Regions from separate parts of the Homo sapiens genome. Here region 2 is linked to region 1. A link is an interaction called in ENCODE POLR2A ChIA-PET data of the cell type or tissue named here. Cell type or tissue: Panc1. All regions are shown on one strand.

The links. ChIA-PET counts read pairs that join two places held together with the same protein. Peaks named below come from ENCODE experiments on the same cell type or tissue, not always from the same donor. Only the 100,000 strongest peaks of a DNase experiment are listed, where the experiment ranks them.
Region 2: POLR2A ChIA-PET joins it to region 1 with 27 read pairs; 8 of 35 experiments call an interaction of 5 or more read pairs at or near these places.

Annotation. Positions count from the first base shown.
Region 1 is chr18:2,688,171-2,696,170 of GRCh38, reverse strand. SMCHD1 (structural maintenance of chromosomes flexible hinge domain containing 1) reads right to left here. Exons shown (of 48, transcript NM_015295.3): 6 at 7,663-7,777; 7 at 7,424-7,543; 8 at 1,478-1,644. Among named protein-coding and RNA genes, the nearest start is that of SMCHD1, 36 kb to the right of the region's middle. In Panc1, no CTCF peak of the experiment used is centred here; a DNase peak (open chromatin) is centred at 3,471.
Region 2 is chr18:2,577,901-2,585,900 of GRCh38, reverse strand. It overlaps NDC80 (NDC80 kinetochore complex component), which reads right to left. Exons shown (of 17, transcript NM_006101.3): 5 at 7,760-7,932; 6 at 6,872-6,974; 7 at 699-788. Among named protein-coding and RNA genes, the nearest start is that of NDC80, 10 kb to the right of the region's middle. In Panc1, no CTCF peak of the experiment used is centred here; no DNase peak of the experiment used is centred here.

The sequences.
Region 1 (8,000 bases):
CATCTCACTGAAAACCAACATTTTGGAAATAACACCTCTTTATTTTTTCAGAAAAGGTTAAAAAAGATTATATTTTGGTAACATTGTTCAGGATTATAAAATACCACGTCTTTATTCGTGAAATAGAAATTTGCAATATTTCTTCATAATCCTTCATTAGAGCAAGAGTATATTTAAATTATGTGTTAATGTACACTGAGTTCCTTCAATAAACTATAAAATAGCTAATAAAATATGTACTTGAAGAAAACTGCAAAGTCCTACTTAAATACCTTGGGTAACAGGGATAATAAACAACTTCAACAAGAAAAAAGGTATTCCTAAAACCAAATTTATTTTCCCATAAAAAAATTTTAAAATTCTCTTAGCGTATAATTACGTATAAAATTGAGACTCTCAAGAACAATAGCCTTTTGGGTAAATGTAAAAAGATACATTTTTAAAATATGAATTTTGAGCAGATGTACCCATTTTGCAAGTCTCAGTAATTCATACTAATGCAAATTAGGGAAACAATACAGTAAATCGTATGTATCACATAGCTATAAAAAAAAAATTTTAGGCCGGGCGCGATGGCTCACGCCTGTAATCCCAGTACTTTGGGAGGCTGAGGTGGGTGGATCACCTGAGGTCAGGAGTTCAAGACCAGCCTGGCCAACACGGCAAAAACCTGTCTCTACTAAAAATACAAAAATTAGTTGAGTGTGGTGGCACGCGCCTGTAATCCCAGCTACTCGGGAGGCTGAGGCAGGAGAATCACTTGAACCCAGGAGGTGGTGGTTGCAGTGAGCCAAGAGTGCGCCATTGCACTCCAGCCTGGGCAACAAGAGTGAAACTCCGTCTCAAAAAAAAAAAAAAAAATTTTTTTTTAGAGCCATTAAATAACTATTCCTCTGATTTGGTCTAATGGAATATAGAGTCCCTACAAGTGTTACTGGAATAAAAACACAATGATTATTTTCAGTACTAATGTCATATAGGCACATATGTACGTATATTTTTTATTTTAATAGGCTTGATGCATTCATTCACTTGATAAACATTTGAGCATCTACCATGTAGCAAGTATTCTTCTAGAAGACATTGGAGATACAGCAGTGAATTTAACAACAAAAATAAATATATATGGTATGGAAGATTACGACAGGTCCTATGGAAAAGAAGCACAAAACGGGGTCATGGAAGTGATATAGTGCTCAATCTGACAAACTGTGAAGTTCTTTTTTAATTTTATAATATTGTCAAAATCCTGTGCCTCAAATAATGCTCAGTACACTAGAGGTGATCTATAAATATTTACAGAATAAATGAATAGAGAGCTGTTTTAACACCAATATCAGAGTACTGGATAATACTAAAGGGAAGAAAATGAGACAGGAGCAAAACGGATACCAAAGAGGCTTCAATATATCTGTAATGTTTTCTGCCTTAAAAAAGTTAAGTAGCAACATTTCCTAAGCCAAATATAATTACTTACGCTAACTGTCGTGTCCAAAGGTGGAAATAATTTTTCAAGTACTGTATGTGTTCTGGTTGTACCCCTGTGATAACCACAGCAGTAAAGCTATCTTTTTCCTTCTCCTCTATGATAAGATGATGTAGAAATCTTTCATCATCATTTGTAATGTGAACAGAATCAGAGGGCTACAAGAGTGAACAGAAATACAACAGATTAAATCATCTAAATTATAATTATACAAATAGCTATTGCATCAAATTTTAATGTGATTTACTTGGAGTTTCACAAATAGGTTTCAGAAAAGCTTTGGAGGAAACTGGCCCAATACAACAAACTGGCTGAGTATGTGACAACACTGTGAAGACAAGGGAACTTTCACACAGACTGCTAAACTAGCATGCATAAAGAGCACCCTATCTTATAATGCTAAACCGATTTTAGAATCATAAACGAAAAGGTAAAGACAAATACTGAGTTTTAAAATGCCTTAAAAAATTGAGGACACTTACCCCTAGGGTAGAATGAACGCTTGCTTGGGAGACCTACCACTTAACTTGGTCAGGACCAATGCCCAGCCCTCCATGTTCAAGAAAACTACAGGGCAGGCTGGACCCAGCTAGCTAAGCCCAAACACATAGTGCTTAAAAGTAAAATCATCCTGGACACCAACCCACTTTCAGAGAATATCTAAAACTTATGGAAGGGAGTTAGTAGGGGAATTTGAGGATAAAATTACAAACTTCTCCATCTGTAGTATGAATCTATGTTTTAAAAAATTGCAGGCCGGGCGTGGTAGCTCACTCCCGTAATCCCAGCACTTTGGGAGGTTGAGGCGGGCAGATCACCTGAGGTCAGGAGTTTAAGATCAGCCTGGCCAACAAGCCGAAACCCCATCTCTACTTAAAATACAAAAGTAGCCAGGCGTGGTGGTACACGCCTATAAACCCAGCTACTAGGGAGGCTGAGGCAGGAGAATCGCTTGAGCCCGGGAGGCTGAGGTTGCAGTGAGCCAAGATCGCGCCACTGCACTCCAGCCTGGGCAACAAGCATGTCTCAAAAAACAAACAAACAAACAAACAAACAAACAAAAAACATGGTATGCACGCATGCGCGTTTGTGTGTGTATTCATATACAGTCATATGTCACATAACATTTTTGTCAACAATTGACTGCAGTGGTCCCATAAGATGATACAGTATTGTAAAATTAGTGTACCTTTTCTATGTTTAGCTACACAAATATTTACCATTCTGTTACAACTGCCTGGGGTAACAAGCTGTACAAATTTGTAGACTAGGAGCAGTACCCTATACCATATAGCCTAGGTGTGTAGCAGGCTATGCCATCTAAGTTTGTATAAGTACACTCTATGATGTTCACATAGCAACAAAATAACCTAATGACACATTTCTCAGAATGCATCCCTGTCCTTAAGTGATAGGAGACTATATCTACTGTGTATGTTGCTATATACATTATAAAACTGTGGAAATAAAAACAGACTAAACTATTCTATCTAGGAAATCAAGTTGATTTTTAAAAATAAGTATGTATGATTACTTGCTTAATTAAAAAGTGTTACAGCTCTTTCAGAATTTGTCTATCAAATTCTAAAATTTCTGATTTAAAAAACAATAAATCCTTAAGACCATACCCCTTCAAAACCATTATAATGCATCTCTATACACTAATTGCTAATATCACAGCTACAATATATACAAGTAACATTTCATATACTTTGAGTCAGGAGATTAGTCTGAATTTACTAACGATGCAAATTCATTATCCAAATATTTATCAAGCATCTTCTGTAAGTCCTATGCCTCAACTTGGGCCTGAGAAAGATAGGTTCAAGATAAATAAGACAGTGCCTTTGTGCTCTACAAATTCCATCTGGTAGGAGATGAAAAAACAAATGATTACAAAACAATATGCTATTATGTATGAAGATATGAACCAAGAGCTACAGAGGTAAAACGAGGGTGACAGTCACCCAGCAGATGACTGAATAATAACATTCCAGACAAATGAGAACATGAATTCAAGAGCATAAAGGAAACAAGGTAGTTTTAGGACATACGATAAACATGATAAAAGATGAAGCGGGATGGCTGAATTAGAGCAGTGGAAAGTGGGTGGAAGAGAGGATAGATGAAAGAAAATAATATAAAAGACAAAATTAAATGTGCTGAATGATTAACAAAAAGGATTACCAACTTTAACTGCATGGCTAGTGGATGCCAGTAATTGTAAAGGGTAGTTGAGAGGAAGACAGGAGAAGGAGAGAATAAGAAAGGTTTACGGATAATATTTGATCTCTTTCTTTTAAGAGACATGGTCTCTCAATGTTGCCCAGCTGGTCTTGAACTCCTGGGCTCAAGAGATTCTCCCTCCGCAGCCTCCCAAACTGCTAGGATTACAGGCATGAGCCACTGTGCCCAGCCAATATTTGACTTCAAAGGTACCAAAAGTGAGTTACTCCTCGAACACCTAAGAAAGAACATCTAATTGAACCTGGAAATGAGTGTACTGGATATGATCAGTTGGTATTCATCACCCATTCCTACCACCTTTTACTGTACTCTCTTGGGCTGCAGAGGTTGGAAGGCAAAAAAATACTGTTTGGATTGTGGATGCAAATTAGTTTTCACCAATTAGATGTACCAGCCAAAATGTGGATGCCAAAAATGAAGCAGAGGCTATTTCCTGAAGTTTTTTAAAAGTTTTGTGTTATCACACAAGGCACTGAAAGATCAGTAACCAGGTTTCAGGTTTAAAGTGTCAAAAGGCCACTGCAGCCCTAGTTATGGCCAGAAACTCTGTTTTCCAGTTTTGGAGCAATTGTGGCAGTGAGATCATTCCAACTCGTGGATCACAGATACAGCAGCGAGTTCCTGAATCCCAGACCCAGTGGTGGTCCTCTAACTGAATGATTATAGCAAATGTTGCAGCATCCCTCCAGGATAACTTCAGATTCCTGGCATCATTCTAGAAGGCTTAGCCCATAATTCATTCCTTTGGCCCTTCCAATAATCAGGTAAGCATCTAATTCCCTCTATTAAATATTTTCTGTTAAAAGGCCCAGGATGGTCTGTTTCCTTTACTGAAGCTAGCATGATTCAGTGTCTCAGTATTGAGAAAAGTTTTCACACGAAACACAGATTTGAGAGCTTTTGACATAAGTAGCAAATAACACATCTTTAGAAAAGGTAAGACTGTTGACTATAGAACAAGAACCACCAATTCCACCCACATTCTGAAAACTGCTCACAGATCAGAGATAGAAGTCCAACAAAAATAGGCTGGAAAAGACTAGTCAGAAAAGGAAACAGACCAGGTACTTGTTGGTACCCAAGAAATGTTTGTTGGGAAGAACTAAGCACAAAACACAGAAAAGGCTGGCAGAAAAATGGTGCTCCAAGAGACACAGTTGTATACAAGCTTTGTAATATGCACACAGTTTTGAAAACCACCTAAATTCTCAATTCCTATTTTTCACCAGTTTTATCATGGCAAGTAATATTTCCACCATTATATTTTATAGGGCTCTGTGGTGGTTAAGACAAGATGGAATACTGTTATGTAAAAATATCAAAATATGCAATTTGTTAAGTAAATGAAACAAAGAAAAGAAAGTAATGTCCTGCACAAAGGGTATATTAAGTTATCGAGAAAATAAAAGTGGATAATAAAATGGAAAAAAAAAATCCAACCCATCAACTAATGAAAGAAAAGGTTTTTTTTTTTTTTTTCAATTATCAAATGGCCAACATTTTGCTGCCCTCTCCCCTTCTCATTCTTTTGAAAAATAAATGATCAGAAATGTGCTTCCATACAGTTGTTGGAAGTGTATGTGACTTTGGGTTTAACCTTTCTGACAAGCAGTTTTGAAATACATGCCATGAACATTTAAAAAGTTCAAATTCAGGCTGGGCGTGGTGGCTCACACCTGTAATCCTAGCACTTTGGGAGGCCGAGGTGGGCGGACTGCCTGAGGTCAGGAGTTTGAGACCAGTCTGGCCAACATGGTGAAACTCCATCTCCACTAAAAAAAAAAAAAAAAAGAAAAAAATTAGCCAGGTGTGGTGGCATGTGCCTGTAATCCCAGCTACTCAGGAGGCTGAAGCAGGGGAATTGCTTCAACCAGGGAGGCAGAGGTTGCAGTGAGCTGAGATCATGCCACTGCACTCCAGCCTGGGCAAGAGAGTGAGACTCTGTCTCAAAAAAAAAGTTCAAATTCATTACCACAGCTATTAAAATTATAACAATCTAACCTAAGAAAAAAATCTGTAATTCAGGTAAGATGTTATGCAAAGATACTCATCGCAATGTCTTTACAATTACTGTAAAATCCTTTAAATAAGCCAAATGCTCAACAGAATCATGAAATTATGTTACATTCATTGAAGGAAATGTTATAAAGCTACTAAAAACCATTGTGTATCAAAATATTTTATAATGGGGAAATACTCAACATGTTAATTTTTTAAATGTGGGATCAAAACTATTAAGTATATATTTTAAAAAGCTGAATTAGAAGGAAATTCACCAAAATGTTTCAGTAGGCTTCTCTAGGACTTGGGAGTATTTTTATCTTCCTTAGGCTTTTCTATAAAGTTTCCTACAAGTTGTTTTAGAATCAGAAAGCCAAATTTTTAAAAGTTCAAAATTACCTTTTAAAAATTTTTTATTGTTTTTGAGACAGTCTTGCTCTATCGCCCAAATTGGAATGTAGTGGCATGATCATAGCTCACTTGCAGCTGGGCTCAAGTGATCCTCCCACCTCAGCCTGCTGAGCTGCTGGGACTACAGGCGCACACCACCACACCCGGCTTTTTTTTTTTTTTTTTTTTTTTTTAGTAGAGACAAGGTCTCCTATGTTACAGAGGCTGGTCTTAAACTCCTGAGTTCAAGCAATCCTCCCACCTCAGCTTCCCAAAGTACTGGTATTACAGGACTGAGCCACCATGCCCAGCCCAAAATCACTTTAAAATAAATATTTTCCCGTAATCCCAACACTTTGGGAGGCCAAGGTTGGAAGACTGCCTGAGTCCAGGAGTTCGAGGCTGCTGTGAACTGTGATAGCACCACTACACTCTAGTCCAGAGGGACAGAGTGAGACCCCATCTCTTAAAATAGTAAGTAAACTAACTTATATATTAAAGATTTTAGATTAAAAATCATGTTTCAGGCTGGGCGCGGTGGCTCACGTCTGTAATCCTAGCACTTTGGGAGGTTGAGGCAGGCGGATCACTTGAGGTCAGGAGTTCAAAACCAGCCTGGCCAACATGGTGAAACACTGTCTCTACCAAAACTACAAAAAAAATTAGCAGGGCATGGTGGCAGGCACCTGTAATCCCAGCTACTCGAGAGGCTGAGGCAGGAGAATATCTTGAACCTGGGAGGTGGAGGTTGCAGCGAGCTGAGGTTGCGCCACTGCACTCCAGCCCAGGAGACAGAGTGAGACTCCATCTCAAAAAAAAAAAAAAAGAAAAAAAATCATGTTTCAAACAAAGAAGAGTTGAAGGAATATACAATAAATATACCATTTACTTGCCACCAAGATTCAAATTTGTTAACATTTTGTCTTATGAACACAAGAATTTCAATGCAAACTTGTAAGAGCAATCTCTCATTTATTTCTCTAGAGGTCCAATTTCCTGAAAGTCCATTACCCTGTTACTGTTTTTCTACTCTATAATTTTATTATACAACAAAGATTTTAAAACCCAAATTCAGACCAGGGAAAAAAGCTTACAATCCTACAAGCAATTTACAGAAAGCTTAGTAAGCTTTATGAGACAACTTGTCTGAAGATTTTTGGCTTGAGAAAGCCCATTTTTGTTATTATGACTAAAGGAAAGGGTAACTCATTTTGAAAATTTCATACTTTCAAGTTAAGTTCTGTCCCACCGTCTATCCAAAGGAGTAAATTTATAATTATGAGTTAAAATGTATTGTACCTTTCTGTTTCTAATATATCCACTATATATTGCCTCTTTATTTTTCTCCTTCTTCTCAAAATCTTCTTTAGAAAGCACAAGCTCGTGAACATCTTGGGAATCTGCAGGTTTGCTTATCATCTGTTAAATATTAAAAAGAGTACTTTTTAAATTCCTAATAAACTGGTTAATGCATTTAGACAGAGTCAACTTCAAAATATTTTGATCAACTTTCATTTATAAGAAATCTTTTTACTTACTCTGGCTGATTGTCCAACAAAGAAGACAGCTTGCTTGCCCCCAACACCAAAATAGGAAATATCACTATTTAAACTGCGTGGCACTGGTACTGGACGAACATATCCTGAATGATCACTAAAATAAAACATTAATGCAGTGATTTTAAACAAGCTAGTTAAGTGTCAAAAGAAACTTTCATTGCACTTGTATTCAGTGTTAATAAAATGATCACGCCTGCAAACACCCCTAACTGAAAGGTGAAATAATCAGTGTCAAGACATCTACTCCAGTGCATCTCAAAGTGTAGTCCCCAGGCCAGATGCATCAGCTTTAGCTGAAAACTTTTAAGAAATGCAAA
Region 2 (8,000 bases), 110 kb after region 1:
GTGTTGACAAAGAATTACATTAAAATAATGTTGCCAATACTGATATCTTCATTCCACGACATAAAGGAGGAAAAGAAACATTACGTCTATAACATATAACATGTTATGATTTAATTCCAATCCCCTTCCATTTTTTACTTAGTTAAAATTTTCAAATTTTTGTGCCTAGTTATTTTTAAGAAATTATAATGTGATTCAAACAGATCCATTAATATTAAAAAAAACAAATTTATAATGTTTTCAGGAAGCAAAAAAACAACTCTACAGAAGAATATACAGACAATCCCTGACTTAACGATGGTTTGACTTCAGATTTTTCAGCTTTCTGATGGTGCAAAAGCAATGGAGTAGAAACCATCCTTCAAGTATCCATACAACCTTTTTGTTTTTCACTGTTAGTATAGTATTCAATAAATTACAAGAGCTATTCAATACTTTATTATAAAATACGCTTTGTGTTAGATTAATTTTGCCCAACTGTAAGCTAGTTTAATTGTTCTGAGAATGTTTAAGGTAGGCTAGGCCAAGCTATGACGTTTGGCAGGTTAAGTGTATTAAATGCATTTTTGACATGATATTTTCACCTTACAGTCGGTTTATTACTCTATCATAAGTCGAGGGGCATCTGTATTAAATCCAATAGTGACACAATAATATCAAGGCAATTCATTATTACAGTTTATGATAATACATGGTACCTTATTATGCATAATTCCATCTTCAGTTTCTTCTCCCCAAGGCTGCCCATCATCAAATAAAGGTGAGCTTTCTTTCATGGCAGTATGTATCTAATTAGTACACAAGCAAGAAAAGCAAGTTGATCTGAAAAACACAACTTTCATTTTTTGGCAAATTCTGTTTTCAGTGTCAATTTTAGAAGCATTTACATTATTGTGTAACTAAAAGTCTCTTTTGATAGGTTATTATATTGAACATTAACACTTTTGACTTTCTTTCGAATAAAACAATTTGCAGGTATCCTTTCGATAATTTCAAAACCCTTTTGTTTAGTAACTAAACTCTTCAGGATCTAGAAAGGATGGACTCTATATTTACTTCTGTTCTACAGAGAAAAATGTTGACCTTTATGCTGTTATTAACCCAGTAAGTGCAAATATACACATTTTAATGCAACTTTAACTAAGAATCCAAAACAGAATTGCCACATAAAAGGTGAGCCAATAATAATTTTTCTCTTTGAGCTCAATTCTGGTGCTCAAATGTTAATCGAGTAACTCCTTCAGTATGTACAATATGAACTTTAGATGAAATTTTACAATAGAAAATCTTTAGAAATACAATAGTTTAAACTGCAAGTGATAACATAAATTATAGCAAAACATTCAGATGGTTAAAATTGACAAGCCAAAAGGAAAATAGTTAAAGGTTTTTAAGGCATAGAAATTCCATTTTGGAATGCCTGTTTTTATATCTTCTTTTAAAAACATAACATTTAAAACATGAAAAAATAGAAAATTTAAATGAAATTACTATAAATATATAAAAATGTAGATATAAACACAGATATACTAGATATAAATATATTATCTATTAATATCTATTATCTTGATATAGAGATATCTAGATATAAATATGTATTTTTTTTTTTTTTTGAGACGGAGTCTCACTTTGTCACCCAGGATGGAGTGCAGTGGTGCAATCTCAGCTCACTGCAACCTCTGCCTCCTGGGTTCAGGTGATTCTCCTGTCTCCCCCTCTGGAGTACCTGGGATTACAGGCATGAGCCACCATGCCTGGCTAATTTTTATATTTTCAGTAGAGACGGGGTTTCACCATGTTGGCCAGGCTGGTCTCGAACTCCTGACCTCAGGTGATCCACCCGCCTTGGCCTCCCAAAATGCAGCGAATAACAGGCATCATGAGCCACTGCACCTGGCCAAGATATCAATAGGTATCTAATAGTATAATGAACACTAAGTATAAGAATACTAACTTCTAAGAAAAGGACTATGCGTTAGGAGTACATAAAAGAAGAATGGGGTTTCGCATACAGGATTTCTCAGGGAGACAATGTCCTCAGCCTAGAGTTGTTTGCCCTGCTACCCCTTTCCTATTCTAAAGGCATTCAGAAGATTCTTTGTTTATCTAAGGCGGATGCAGAAGAGCTCTAACAACTGGGTCTTCTACCTTGTCTTTTTTCGACAAGGCCTCAGGTGGCAGACAGATTTTTTTTTTTTTTTTTGAGACGGAGTCTCCCTCTGTCGCCCAGGCTGGAGTGCAGTGGCTGAGATCTCGGCTCACTGCAACCTCCGCTTCCTGGGTTCAAGCGATTCTCCTGCCTCAGCCTCCTGAGTAGCTGGGATTACAGGTACCTGTCACTATGCCTAATTTTTGCATTTTTAGTAGAGACGGGGTTTCACTATATTGGCCAGGCTGGTGTCGAACTCCTGACCTCAGGTGATCCACCCACCTTGGCCTCCCAAAGTGTTGGGATTACAGGCATGAGCTACTGCGCCCGGCCAACACACAGATTTAATAATGTCTGAAAGACATGTAGGGCAGAACCCAAGATAAGGAACAGAATCTTATATCTTGTCATCAGGGTAAAGACAGCTTCTGTCACCTTGCCAAGGGCCTTATGAAAACTCTTGCTACTTTGCAAGATTCAAGGAGAGTCTTACACAGGGACATACAGATCCCCAAGAGCTATAGAAAAGACTACTGAAAGGACTGAAGAATTGTGAACTAGGAAGACTGGTTGAAATAGTTTCAACCTGTAATTATAGATATAAAAAGTATAGATTTGAATCATGTTTTCATTGAAAGGTGGCGTTTTCCACTCTAACACCACTTCTTAATATTGTGAAACATCAGAGGAGGAAAAGGACACAGAGGGATCTGGGATAAGTCAGGTCCAAGTCCACTTTGATCACTAACCAAAAGGCTAACAAGACGCTCCTGAAGTGTATGCAACCCTCCTATTTATGGTCCTTAGTAGAGAAGACTTAGTAACTTTAGCTAAATTATTATCACTTAGACACTGTAATAAGGACTGATTATGTGCCAAGTTCTGTGCAAGGAGGCATAGTGAAATAGGAAATCAAAGTTTATTTACAAAGCATGAACAAACAATTTAGGAGCATAACAAATGAATAATAAACAATGAACAAATAGAGGTCATTAGGAAATCAACATATTAGATCAATAGGTCAAGATAACAAGAATAATCTCAATACATCCTGCAAAAGCATAGGATAACCTTCAAAGATCATTCTTTGATAAAAGTGAATAAACTTCAACATGCAAAACATTATCTTCTACTGAATATATCATACTAAACGATACAATGAAAAATATTTAATTTAAAAACAGTGGTTAGTAATAGAAATCAACTGAGAACAGTAGTTGTAATAAAGCAATTCAATAAGGGTAGTAAACACAAAAAACTCTTTTAGTAATAATCACCATGGAAATAGAATTAAAAAAAGAGAGTCTGTTCATCATAGTAACAAAACACATGGCATTGATAAAAAATATGTTGTTTGATATTAAGAAAACTACATGGCCAGGCATGGTGGCTCACACTTGTAATCCCAGCACTTTGGGAGGCTGAGGCAGGTGGATCACCTTAGGTCAGGAGTTCAAGATCAGCCTGGCCAACATGGTGACACGCTGTCTCTACTGAAAATACAAAAATTAGCTGGGCGTGGTGGTGGGCACCTGTAATCCTAGCTACTTGGGAGGCTGAGGCATGAGAATTGCTTGAACCTGGGAGGTGGAGATTGTAGTGAGCTGAGATCATGCCACTGCATTCCAGCCTGGGCAACAAAGCAAGACTCTGTTTCAAAACAAACAAACAAACAAACAAACAAACAAACAAACAAAAAACCACCATAGAACGAAAAAACAAAAACAAAATCTTAATGAAGGAACAAAAAAGATGAACAAATGAGATTTAACACTTTCCCATATGACAAGATTAAATATTGACAGGATGGAAATTTCCCCTTATATATCATGAATTCAATGTTATGTCAATAATAACAAAATCACAAGATTTTGTTAAAATCTGAAAAAATAATTTAGAGAGTGAGGATACGACAATAGCTAACATTGTGAAAAGAAGTAAGAATGTTCATCTTCTAGATAAAATATATTAGAAAGTGACAGGAATTAGTATGGTCATGAAGCAGGGATAGAAAAAAAAGATCAGAGAAATAGGTTTAATTAAGAACATACTAGTGACAGTTCAAAACTGTGGGGAAAATATTATTTATTTTTGAGATGGAGTTTTGCTCTGTTGCCTAGGCTGCAGTGCAGTGGTGTGATATCGGCTCACTGCAACCTCCACCTCCTGGGTTCAAATGATTCTTGTGCCTCAGCTTCCCAAGTAGCCGGGACGGCATGCACCATCACACCCGGCTAATATTTTTGTATTTTTAGTAGAGATGGGGTTTTGTCATGTTGGCCAGGCTGGTCTCTAACTTCTGATCTCGGGTGATCTACCTGCCTCAGCCTCCCAAAGTGCTGGGATTACAGGCATGAGCCACAGTGCCCGACCAATATCAGTTTTTCCATAAATGGGACTGTGATACATGAGTGAATTATTTAAAAAAGAAGGCCTTCTCTTTCTTATACTAAAATAAATTGGAGATGAATTAAGATTTAAACACAGCACAAAGAAGCCATACAAAATACTACGAGAAAATTTGTAAAATTGTTTTTAAAAAACACTGGGGAGGAAAAAAGGCCTTCCTAAATGTGGCTTAATTTCTAGGCTTATGTTAAGTAAGAAAGAAAATTAGAAAAAGAAACCTGCAGTCTCTCACGGATTAATACATCACATCATGCAAAGCAATATAAAAAGGAGGGGATTCCAACTTAAATAATGGGCTTGGAGGGCCGGGCGTGGTGGCTCATGCCTGTAATCCCAGCACTTTGGGAGGCTGAGGTGGGCGGATCACGAGGTCAGAAGTTTGAGACCAGCCTGGCCAAGATGGTGAAACCCCATCTCTACTAAAAATACAAAAAATTAGCCGGATGTGATGGCGGGTGCCTATAATCCCAGCTACTCGGGAGGCTGAGGCAGAGAACTGTTTGAACCTGGGAGGTGGAGGTTGCAGTGAGCCGAGATTGTGCCACTGCACTCCAGCCCAGGCGACAGAGTGAGACTCGTCTCAAAAAAAAAAAAAAAAAAAAAAAAAAAAATCTGATGGTGAGACCAAAAAAGTAGTTATCAAATGTCCATGGGCATCACCGGGGAGAGACAAATTGAATGCATAAATGTTATATATAAAGTCCAATGAAACTTGGATTTTTATTAATGGGCTATGGCATTGGAATTCTACTCTCTTGACAATGGGTGGTACTGTATGTACCAGCATGGCTCCTGGGTCAAAATCCATATACCCAGTGCCTGCCTTCATTTAGTTAAAGCCTTGCTGATGGCCAAGACAATGTCAGGGGAACAGTATTAGCTTTAGGAATTCTAGCACTAAGTAGGACAGGAAACTCAGAAGCTACAAAAGGAGAGACTGCATTAAATTAGATAAAAACTCACATTTCTGAACAGATAAAACAGCACATGAAATTAAAAAAAAAAAGAGAGAGAGAAAAAAATTGCTTGCACCATATAGAGAGGAACTAATTTCTCTGACTCGACCATTTTTGACTTGCAAAATGGCACCCTTGCAAATCAACACAAAAAAAAATCAGAAGAGTAGATATTATAATAAATGTAAAAAATTCACCTTTAAAAACAAAAAATGTAAATAAGAAAAAATTAGCTGTCAATTTTTTTTGCTTGTTGTGTTGCCAACTATTAAAACCATCAGTAAGTTTAATATATAAAGATTCAAATTCATGGCAAAAAGCAAAGGTGAAATAAAACTTGCCTGAAAAACCATGTACAAGCAAGTTAAAAGAAAAATAACCATATAAAAACATAAATTGTTTAAATATATATACATACACACATATACACATATACACACACATTTATATATAAACAAGCTATTTTTCACCTCCTAAATTGATAAAGATTTTAAAACAACAATGCTAACAGTTTGGAAAAATGGGTATGCTCAAACATTGTTGAGCTTTTAATTGGTACAAGTTTTCTAGAGAAAAATTTGTCGGTATGTATCAAAAGTTTAAAAAACATACATATAGTACTTTGCACAGCAACACACACTTTTAAACTATATCACAAGGGGCCGGTCATGGTGGCTTAGGCCTGTAATCCCAGCACTTTGGGAGGCTGAGGCGGGCAGATCACCTGAGGTCAGGAGTTTGAGACCAGCCTGGCTAACATGGTGGAACCCCGTCTCTACTAAAAATAGAAAATTAGCCAGGCATGGTGGTGCATGCCTGTAATCCCAGCTACTCAGGAGGCTGAGGCAGGAGAATTTCTTGAACCTGGGAAGCGGAGGTTGAAGTGAGCTGAGATCATGCCACCGCACTCCAGCCTGGGCAACACAGCGAGACTCCCTCTCAAAAACAAAAAACAAAACAAAACAAAATATCACAAGGAAACATTTTATGTTATTGTCTGAGTTTGGAGATTATGGTTATATCACTGTATTCTCCAAACTTCTTGCAGTGAATATGGATTTTAATTAAAAAGGGTAAAAACGAATTTCATGAGGGAAAATAAAAAATGAATTTCCTATTGACTCATTTTTTTGAGTTGTAAAACCTCATGATAATAAATAATCTCCTTATCAATTGGTACTTTCTTCCTTTTACCTTGTGATAATAGTTTGAAAAACTTAAAATCAAATGTGCTTTGAAAAATGAAAACTCTGAAGCAGACTTTGAGAATACTGTCAAAAGACTGGGAGAGAAAATATTTTTTTTGAGGAAAAAAACCCTTTCCCATGTATACATTTCAAAAGAACAAATCAAATACCTTGATGCAGTCTATTAGCCAAACTAAGGCTGCCACAATGTGAGGCCATGTATGAGGAGCCCCCACTGTGTACATGGAGCTTTTGGATAGTGCAAAAGGATACCTATGAGAAATCAGAAAAACATAAGCTAATTTAATGTTATTATAATTTAGTAAAGATAATGGTTAATCAAGAAGTTACATTTAAAAAATTCCACATACACACTCAGTCTTGACTTGTTTAGAGGTAAGATATGTTAGGATTCTATCCTTAGTCATCTTATCTCTGTGTATTTCTCTGTAGATTACTTTGTACATCTATCCCCGAAGCTGCAGAACTTGACCTATACAACCAATATGCTGGACTACTCTCCCAAAACATCTTTTGTTCCCTCAAATTCAATATACCCCCAATAAATGACATGTATGTACACCTCCAAATCCATTCTTCCCACTTTCAATTTCATCACACTCTGTTTTCACCAGGCGTGAATCCTGTTTTTTTTTGTTTTTGGCTTCTGTAAAATCTGTGGTATCCAGTCTGTCTTTTCTATTCTCTGTCACTTCAGCAGTTCAGGGCTTTATATTCTGTCTTCTGTTGCTCTGTAATAATCTACGAGTAGTTTTTTTTTAAACAAAGAAAAGTGGATTTTATCCGTCTGTACCCATCATCAAACTTGATCAGTTACTAACAATTTGTTAATCCTTCTTGCTTCTACCACTAGCAATTTTTATTTGTTTTTTTGTAAGCAGTTGCTTTTTTTCTCTTCAATTTATCCTACATATATTGCCCACAGTGGTCATCTTAAAACATATTATTTCTGTAACTCAAACTTTTTACAAATTGATTTAATTTGTTTCATCTCTGTGTGCCAGTCATGTCTCTAAACTAATAAGAAATATACATACCCAAGGTCTTTAAAGATTCTTGGAACCTCTTCTTCAAACTTTGTGTCAGGAAGTTCGTATGAGGGGCACAGGAAGCCATAAAGAAATGTGAAGATCTTCAGGAAGTCTTTAACAGAGGGAGCTTGTAGAGATTTCATGGACACATTATGTGCATAACCATTTTCTGTAAGAAACTACAATAATTTTTATGAACCACCAAACGTTTTGTAATGGAAAATTATTGGAAAATACCTATGACAAC